3 separate regions of the Homo sapiens genome follow, and all the other regions are linked to region 3. Evidence: chromatin contacts called from ENCODE Hi-C or POLR2A ChIA-PET data. All regions are on one chromosome and are shown on one strand. The core of a region is the stretch at or near the end of the contact, and the rest is flanking DNA. Distances in the headings are between cores, read along the strand shown.

Evidence for each region. A loop is a pair of places that touch in the nucleus more often than their neighbours do. ChIA-PET counts read pairs that join two places held with the same protein, here RNA polymerase II (POLR2A). Pooled maps may share reads with other maps.
Region 1: a loop to region 3 is called in a pooled map, with 2.3 times the contacts of the local background. The contact joins two enhancer-like sites. A Hi-C loop is called at or near these places in 1 of 50 pooled maps. POLR2A ChIA-PET finds 5 or more read pairs at or near these places in 3 of 52 experiments (IMR-90, PC-9 and WTC11).
Region 2: POLR2A ChIA-PET joins it to region 3 with 14 read pairs in BJ. The contact joins two enhancer-like sites. POLR2A ChIA-PET finds 5 or more read pairs at or near these places in 2 of 52 experiments (BJ and WTC11).

What each region holds. Positions count from the first base shown.
Region 1 is chr19:13,060,112-13,062,811 of GRCh38, reverse strand. The region is part of intron 2 of NFIX (nuclear factor I X); the gene reads right to left. Among named protein-coding and RNA genes, the nearest start is that of LYL1, 41 kb to the left of the region's middle. RefSeq lists enhancers at 1,130-2,029, 2,030-2,700. Within about 2 kb of position 1,296, at least 26 of the 41 ENCODE cell types and tissues checked have a DNase peak (open chromatin) inside an H3K27ac peak, as active enhancers do.
Region 2 is chr19:13,397,466-13,400,294 of GRCh38, reverse strand. The region is part of intron 3 of CACNA1A (calcium voltage-gated channel subunit alpha1 A); the gene reads left to right. Among named protein-coding and RNA genes, the nearest start is that of CACNA1A, 110 kb to the left of the region's middle. RefSeq lists a cis regulatory region at 989-999 and enhancers at 922-1,066, 389-1,588. Within about 2 kb of position 1,479, at least 7 of the 41 ENCODE cell types and tissues checked have a DNase peak (open chromatin) inside an H3K27ac peak, as active enhancers do.
Region 3 is chr19:13,194,626-13,197,325 of GRCh38, reverse strand. No RefSeq gene overlaps it. Among named protein-coding and RNA genes, the nearest start is that of IER2, 46 kb to the right of the region's middle. Within about 2 kb of position 1,430, at least 4 of the 41 ENCODE cell types and tissues checked have a DNase peak (open chromatin) inside an H3K27ac peak, as active enhancers do.

The DNA of each region.
Region 1 (2,700 bases), core at 47-2,546, 130 kb after region 3:
GCCTCCTTCACCCAGAGACTTGCCTTGGTGGAGCAGGGACTGACCCTGGGCTCATGGACAAGCAACAAACACAAATGCCCACCATAATCAGATGTTTAAGTGGGGCCCTTCTCCCACCTGGAGGCTGGAAACTAAACAGCCTTTCCTCCAAATCCCACCTACACAGGGAACCTCTGGCTGGTCCATGGCTGGGGAAGTGGGAGGCTCTAGCTCTGGAAGGCATGAGAGCCCCAGAGACCTGGCCACCAGGCCACTCAGGCCAGGAGGTCCTGACCAGGAACACCCCACTAGACCATCAGCCCCTTGAGGACAAGCCCTCTCTGTTGGTTTTGTTTGCTGCTACATCCCCCACATCTCAAAGCACAGCTGCAGTGGATGATAAGACTCCAAAGAGACCCTTCTAGATCCTTCTTCAAACCATGGCTACACTGACCACCCAGGGAACAGAGGCACCAGCTAGCTGACATCTTCCCCCTCCTGAAGAAAGAATAGCTTTCTTGCAGCCCAACCACCGACACTCATGTCCAGTGAATTAATGTGGAAACCCTGATGCTGCTAATCTTCCTGCAAAGCCGAGCTGGTTCCAGACACAGGACTGAACATACTTGCACCATACTCAAGGGCTGGAATGACCAGAGGAAGGAACTGGAGCCTCACTGAGAACAGCACAGCAGGGGAAGGCAGAGCACTCTCTCGCAGGCCTGCTCTTCTCCTTGCCCTGGAGACCCGAAGGCAGCCACTGTCCAGAGCTGTCCAGAGGAAATACGAGGAATCTGGGCCTTTGACTGCAAATTTCCAGCTTGGAGCCCTAAGAGCCTGGGCAGGGATGGGTTGAATAGGACGGCACCGAGTGCTGCATAGAGCCCTGGGCCTGGAATCAGAAGCCTAGGCTCCAAATCCTAGACTTGCTGCTGTTAGACCTCCAGTGTGTCTCTCCTGCTTCTTGGTGCAACACAACCAAGACCTGCTCAGCAACATGAGATGTGAGTGGGGATTTTTACAGATTTTTTTTTAACATATTTTAACTTTGAGTTTTATATACTATAAAGTACCAAGCTTGCATAAGGACAGCAAAGGCTGCTGAAGGAACAAAGTGACACTGATCCTCCGACTGACAGCTGCCAAATTCCTCATTCATAGCTCCCTGAAGGACCAAAAAGAGGTTTTCCCCAGGCTGCCGAGCAGCACGGCTCAGGGAGCGGCGCGGCTCAGGAAGCGACGCGGTTCAGGGAGCGAAGCGCTGCACTCCTGGACGCCATAGCTAGGTGGCGCAGCGAGTTAACACTAGCTGCCCTCCGAGGGCTGCGGCGGGGCGCGGCCAGCGACCGGCCCAGAGCTCCAGGGGATGTGGTTCCCTCTGCATACCCAGGGGGTCCCAAGAGGAAGGAGAAGAACCCACTCAGGCCCAGGCCACTGGGACCCTGGTTTATGCACCAAGGAAGGAGCTGCCCGTGGCAGCGGCTCCTGTTGCTGTCGCTGCCAAACACATCCCGTGATATGAGGGCCGAGTTTCCCGTTCGCATTGATTAGGAACAGCTTGCGGTGCATGGGCCGGATGGAAAGGGGACTGCGAAATGGGTGGGCGAATAGAAGGCGGGGGACCTGCCAGGTGCATAGCTTGACTGGGGGTTATCCAGTGAGCCCGGTCCCACCCTGTGTGGCTGCCGCTCTGAATCCTGCCTGCTTCTTTCAGAACGGAGCTGCCCTCGATTTGGGGGGGAGGGGGGGGTCTAAGGCCACGTGACTCCCGGAGTATTCCTAACGCACCCAGGATGCCCTCACCTTTTGGCAGTGCAGACTTGTCTCTGCAATTGGTAAACACTTGAAAAGGAAGATCTCTACCCCATCCCCATAAAAAGTGAAAAAATGGAGAATAAAAGTCAGAGATCAGGAACCAGAGACAGAAATGGAGAAAAGTCAGGAAGAAAAAAAAAATCAGCGCCCTCTGCAGTGGCGGCAGCAGCCGGGCGGGCACACCCTCCCGGGCGGGCGTGGAGAAAGGCCCCTTTGTTCCGCTGGGAGGTTAGCCGAGGTGAGGCCGACCCCCCCATCCCCCTGACCCTGGGCAGTGCAGATCGCTTCACAGGGCCCCAGACTGGGCCTGGTTGCTTCCCTGGCCCCGCAATCCTCAGGCCCCAGAGCAAAACAGTCTAGCTGGCTGTGCGAGGGCTGCTCCCTACCCCCCCGCCTTGCCAGGCACCAAGGGTCACACATGTAGGGCTGGACTGGGCTCCTCCAACAGGTCCTTGGACACCCATACTACCAGCCATTAGCAGCTTACCCAGGCTTCTCCTAAGCTATAGGTTTCGGGGTAGATTCTGCACACAGCAGGCGCCCCACAAAGTTGTGGTCAGAGGGTGCAGCACAAGCTGGGAGCTGATGCCCCAGGAGGCAAGGCTGGCTGACCACGCCCCTCCCACCCACAGTGAGGCTCCCGGGCTCTCTCCTTCACCCGTTCCAGATATAGGCCCTTTCCAATGGCCTCAGGCTCTGGGCCAGGAATGGCCCATCCAAGGCTTCCTCAGAGTGGGGGCTGGGCTCTGTACTAGGTCCCTCTGAGAGGTGGGGACTGAGTTCATCCACTCTGTTCTCCAAGGAGCAGCCAGAGTGGAATTACCTGTCCCTAGTAAAGGGGAGCTGAGAACAGGCTTACTCCCACCCCAGAGCCTGCCAAAGCAGAGGCTGAAGTGGAGGGAAGAA
Region 2 (2,829 bases), core at 230-2,729, 200 kb before region 3:
AGTCAAAAGTCGAATGTGCAGTGTTATACATGATCAGTTGATTTGGGAGGGGAAATTGCATGCACACACATGAGAGCTTGCACACCCACACACACACACCTGTTCAAGTGTGTGTGCCAGTGCTCAGTGAGGACCATCTCCCCAACCTGTCTGATCATCTTGCTTTGGGGTGACCCTATGGGTGAGGCAGAAATTCTTGGATCATAGTTTTCTAATGAATATTATAATTGTTAACTTCTGATGGGTGCTGACTTTTTCATCTTTGCAACACTGCGTAGGTATTTTTACTCTCCCCATTTTACAGATGAGACAACTGAGGCTCAGAAAGATTGATTAGCTCTACACGAAGCCAGGATCCAGGCTTAGCCTGGCTCCAGGAATCATGTTTTGAGTTACGTAGCTTCCCTGATTCTGAGGGACCTCCCCACTTCTGAAATCTTCTACTGTTACTCCCCATGGCCCTTTCCTATTGACCGGAGGCACCCCAGCTCCTCACTCGTCCCTTATCTTATGAAACATGACCATGATGTCTGAATTCAAAGGAGAGCCTGGGCTTTGTGGGGAAAACGAAGCAGAAAAAGAAAGGTGGAGGTTGGTGGTTGTTTTTGGCATGGTGAGGAGCCTGTCGTTGCTTGAGGAAAGCAAGAAAGGAGATTGCTGGGGCTTGGATCCATCTCTGGGTGCCTGTGGGTCTGTCTGTAAAAATGAGAACTGGTCGTGCTCATTAGAGGATTTGACCGTTAGGCCTTGGGATAGCGATTTGGGAACTTTTTTCTGCTAAGACAAAGAATAATATGGTTCAGGTTCATTTTGCTCCTGCTTTCCCAAGCCCTACATCTCTTCTGGGCTTTTTTTTTTTTCCTTTTCTCTCCTTCTTCTTCTTCTTCTTCTTCTTCTTCTCATTTTTGGATCTGGACTTCTGCTGACTCATCTCTCTGAGCAAGGAAGGAGGGAGGAAGTCAGAATTGCTCATTAACCGTTTTCTTTAGTGACTCAGCTGTGATTCACATTTTAATTAATGGAGGAGAAAAACCTGATCAGTCCTAAGGCATCTGCCCAATCACGCATAACTCCAGGCTGGTGATAATAATAATACTTGAAAAAAGTGGGGTGTCCTGAATTAAACTATGGCTCATTCCCCACATTAGTCTTGAGGACTCCACCAGGCCCTCTAAGTTCCAGGTCTCAATGGGGCTCCCTGAACCAGAGCAGCTAGTCCAAGCCCCGAGCAGCATTTCTGCAGAGTTAGTCTGAGGTCAGGACAAGAAACAGAGGCTCAAGCCCTCCTGGGATCGCAGGAGGATCATGGGAATGTAATATTGTTTCCTGAGCTGGTCTTTGGCTATAATCCCAGGCTCAAGCCTGGCCTCCCTCCCCTCGGGGCCTGAAATTTGTCAGAGCCTATTGCAGGGGCAGCTTCTGTGCTTTTTGTTTGCCCAGAGAATGAGAAAAGTCCAGATAATCATGACCGCTACTTCCTGAGCACTTACTATGCATCAGGTGGTGTGCTCAGCACTTCTCATGAATGATCACGTTGAATCCTCACTCTGTCCACAAAAAGAAAGAGCTTTTATATAATTCTCCAACCTCCCTATGAGGAAACTGAGGCTTGGCAATTGCCCAATGTAGACAATTAGTAAATAATCAGGCAGGATATAAACCCAACCCTTTCCCACCTGGGAGCCAGAGCTTGCATCTACTATACTTCTCTGCTTTCCAGTCAGCTGCAAAGAAAAATTGGAAGCTGATAGCTCATTCAACAAACACTTATTGAACCCTTCCACCTGCTCAGCCCTGTTCTAGACACCAGAGATCCATCAGTGAACCAAAGAGGCAAATCCATGGTCTCATGAAACTGACAATTTACCTGCCCAAGTGTATTAGTTACTGTTTATAAGTTCCTATTAAGTGTATTAGATATGCTTGCAGCTGTAACAAAGAATCCCAACATGCATAAGGGCTCAAAACAATAAAAATTTCGTTCTTGCACAGATAAAGTTCAAAAGGTGTATTCTTTTTTTTTTTTTCTTTTGCGACGGAGTTTTGCTCTTATCCTCCAGGCATGAGTGCAATGGCCCAGTCTCGGCTCACTGCAACCTCCACCTCCTGGGTTCAAGCATTCTCCTGACTCAGCCTCCCCAGTAGCTGGAATTACAGGTGCCCGCCACCACACCTGGCTAATTTTTTGTATTTTTAGTATAGGTGGGGTTTCACCATGTTGGTCAGGCTGGTCTTAAACTCCTGACCTCAGGTGACCCACCTGCCTCGGCCTCCCAAAGTGCTGGGATTACAGCCGTGAGCCACCGTGCCTGGCCAAAAAAAAAATGTATTCTTAAACAGCAGGCACCTCTCCTCTAAGCAGTAAGTCAGGGGCCCAGGCTTGTTCCATATTGTAGCTCCTCATCTTCAACCCATGGCTTCCAAAGTCTCCATGCTTCTTGATATCAAGCCACAGAAGGGAAAAGAGCATGAGAAGGGCACAGGAGAAATGTTTCTGGGACAGACCCAGAAGTAGTCCATATGACTTCCATCTACCTCCCACTGGCTAGAGCTTACATGGCGGCACCCACTTGCAGAGCTGGGAAATGGAGTCTAACTGAGCATCCAGGAAGGAGAGACAGACATGAGTCTTTGCGTGGGTCCTCACTGAGAATCAAGCTCCACATTTTGATCGATGTCACCAGAGCGTACATGGCGGCGCCCACTTGCAGAGCTGGGAAACGGAGTCTAACTGAGCATCCAGGAAGGAGAGACAGACATCAGTCTCTGCGTGGGTCCTCACTGAGAATCAAGCTTCACATTTTGATCTGTGTCACCTCCTTGCAAGCC
Region 3 (2,700 bases), core at 181-2,680:
AAACCTGTAACCCAGCACTTTGGGAGGCCGAGGTGGGAGGATCACCTGAGGTCAGAAGTTCAATACCAACCTGGGCTGGGTGTGGTGGCTCAAGCCTGTAATCCCAGCACTTTGAAAGGAGGCCGAGGCGGGCTGATCACGAGGTCAGGAGATCAAGACCATCCTGGCTAACACGGTGAAACCCCATCTCTACTAAAAATACAAAAAAAAAAAAAATTAGCCAGGCATGGTGCGGGCGCCTGTAGTCCCAGCTACTCGGGAGGCTGAGGCAGGAGAATGGCGTGAATCCGGGAGGCAGAGCTTGCAGTGAGCCGAGATCGCGCCACTGCACTCCAGCCTGGGTGACAGAGCAAGACTCTGTCTCAAAAAAAAAAAAAAAAACCAGCCTAGCCAACATGGCAAAACCACATTTCTACTAAGAACACAAAAATTAGCCAGGCACAGTAGTGGGTGCCTGTAATTCCAGCTACTGAGGAGGCTGAGGCAGGAGAATCACTTGAGCCGGGGAGGCAGAGGCTGCAGTGTGCTGAGATTGTGCCATTGCACTCCAGCCTGCATGACAGAGTGAGACTCTGCCTCAAAAAAAAACAAAAGAAACAAACAAACAAAAAAGAAGCCTGGGCGAGGTGGCTCACACCTGTAATCCCAGCACTTTGGGAGGCCAAGGCGGGCGGATCACGAGGTCAGGAGTTCGAGACCATCCTGGCCAACATGGTAAAACCCCATCTCTACTAAAATACAAAAAAATTAGCCTGGCGTGGTGGCGCACGCCTGTAGTCCCAGCTACTCTGGAGGCTGAGACAGTGGAATTGCTTGAACCCGAGAGGCAGAGGCTGCAGTGAGCCGATATCGCGCCACTGCACTCCAGCCTGGCAACAAAGCAAGACTCTGTTTCAAAAAAAAAAAGAAAAAAGAAAGAAAGAAGGAAAATAAGAAAACATTGGGAAAATGCTCAGATGTTGGTCTGGGCAAAGATTTTTTGTGCAAGGCCCCAAAAGCACAGGCAACAAAAGGAAAAATCAACAAATGGGATTACATCAAGCACTTTTTTTTTTTTAAGTCAGGGTATTGTTATATTACCCAGGCTGGCCTGAAACTTGTAGACTCAAGGGATCCTCCTGCCTCAGACTCCCAAGTAGCCGGGACTACAGGCACATGCCACAATGCCCAGCTTGGAAAAATGTTCTAAGGGTGCCCAGGCACCTTCTTCTCCAAAATGTGTTTCCTGAGTCTCAAGGACCGCCTTGTCCAATCAAAGACCACAGTATAATAATCAATCAATTGGACAATCAAATTAGATTCAAAACTGCACAAGATTAAGTCCCGGGCCTTGTTCAATGGGGTGTCCCGAGCTCCAGGCTCCAGGGACGGCCTGGAGGCCCTTGGTTGACCTGAGGTGGCAGTCTGTACAAGTGGAGGAGGAGGCAGGTCGACAGCGTCACCTGGAGGCCAGCTGGCAAACAGCCAAAGGTGAGAAAACTGTAACTGATTAACAAATCTAGAACTCGAGGCTGGGAGCGGTGGCTCACACCTGTAATCCCACCGCTTTGGGAGGCCGAGGCGGGCAGATCACTTGAGGTGTCAGGAGTTCACTACCAGCCTGGCCAAAATGGTGAAACGCAGTCTCTATAAAAATACAAAAATTAGCCGGGCATAATGGTGGGTTCCTGTAATCCCCACCATTGTAGTAATTGAGCTACTGGGAGAATTGCTTCAACCTGGGCAGAGGTTGCAGTGAGCCACAGAGCGAGATACCGTCTCAAAAAACAAAAAGAAAGAGATCGAGACCATCCTGGCCAACATGGTGAAACCCTGTCTCTACTAAAAATACAAACTGGGCGTGGTGGTGCGTGCCTGTAGTCAGAGCTACTCAGGAGGCTGAGGCAGCAGGATTGCTTGAACCTGGGAGGTGGAGGTTGAAATGAACCGAGATCTCGACAGAGCAAGACTTCGTCTCAAAACAAACAAACAAAAAGAATCTAGAACTTCGGCCGGGTGCAGTGGCTCACACCTGTAATCCCAGCTACTCAGGAGCCTGAGAGGCTTGAGAACCCCTTCACCCCATGGGTCGGAGGTTGCAGTGAGCCGAGACCACCCCATTGCACTCCAGCCTGGGCAACAGAGTGAGACTGTGTCTCAAACAAATAATAAATTTTGAAATTTTTGAAAAAAATCCGGGAGCCGTGATTCACACCTATAATCCCAGCACTTTGGGAGCCCGAGGCAGGTGGATCACTTGAGGTCAGGAGTTCGGGACCAGCCTGGCCAACATGGTGAAACCCTGTCTCTACGAAAAATACAAAAGTTAGCCAGACGTGGTGGTGCATGCCTGTAACCCCAGCTACTCAGGACGCTGAGGCATAAGAATTCCTTGAACCAGGAAGGCAGAAGTTGCAGTGAGCAGAGATCGCACCACCACTGCACTCCAGCCTATGCGACAGAGTGAGACCCTGTCTCAAAACAAACAAACAAAAAAAAGTAAATCAATTGGACAATCAAATTAGATTTGGAACTCCACAAAATTAGGTCCAGGGCCTTGCTCAAGGTAGTGTCCCAAGCTCCAGGCTCCCGGGGGCCTTGGTTTACCTGAGGTTGCACAGCCTGAACAAGCCAAGGAGTCAGTCGACAGCGCCACCTGGAGGCCAGATGGAAAACAGCCAAAGATTAGACCACTTTTTTTTTTTTTTTTTTTTTTTGAGA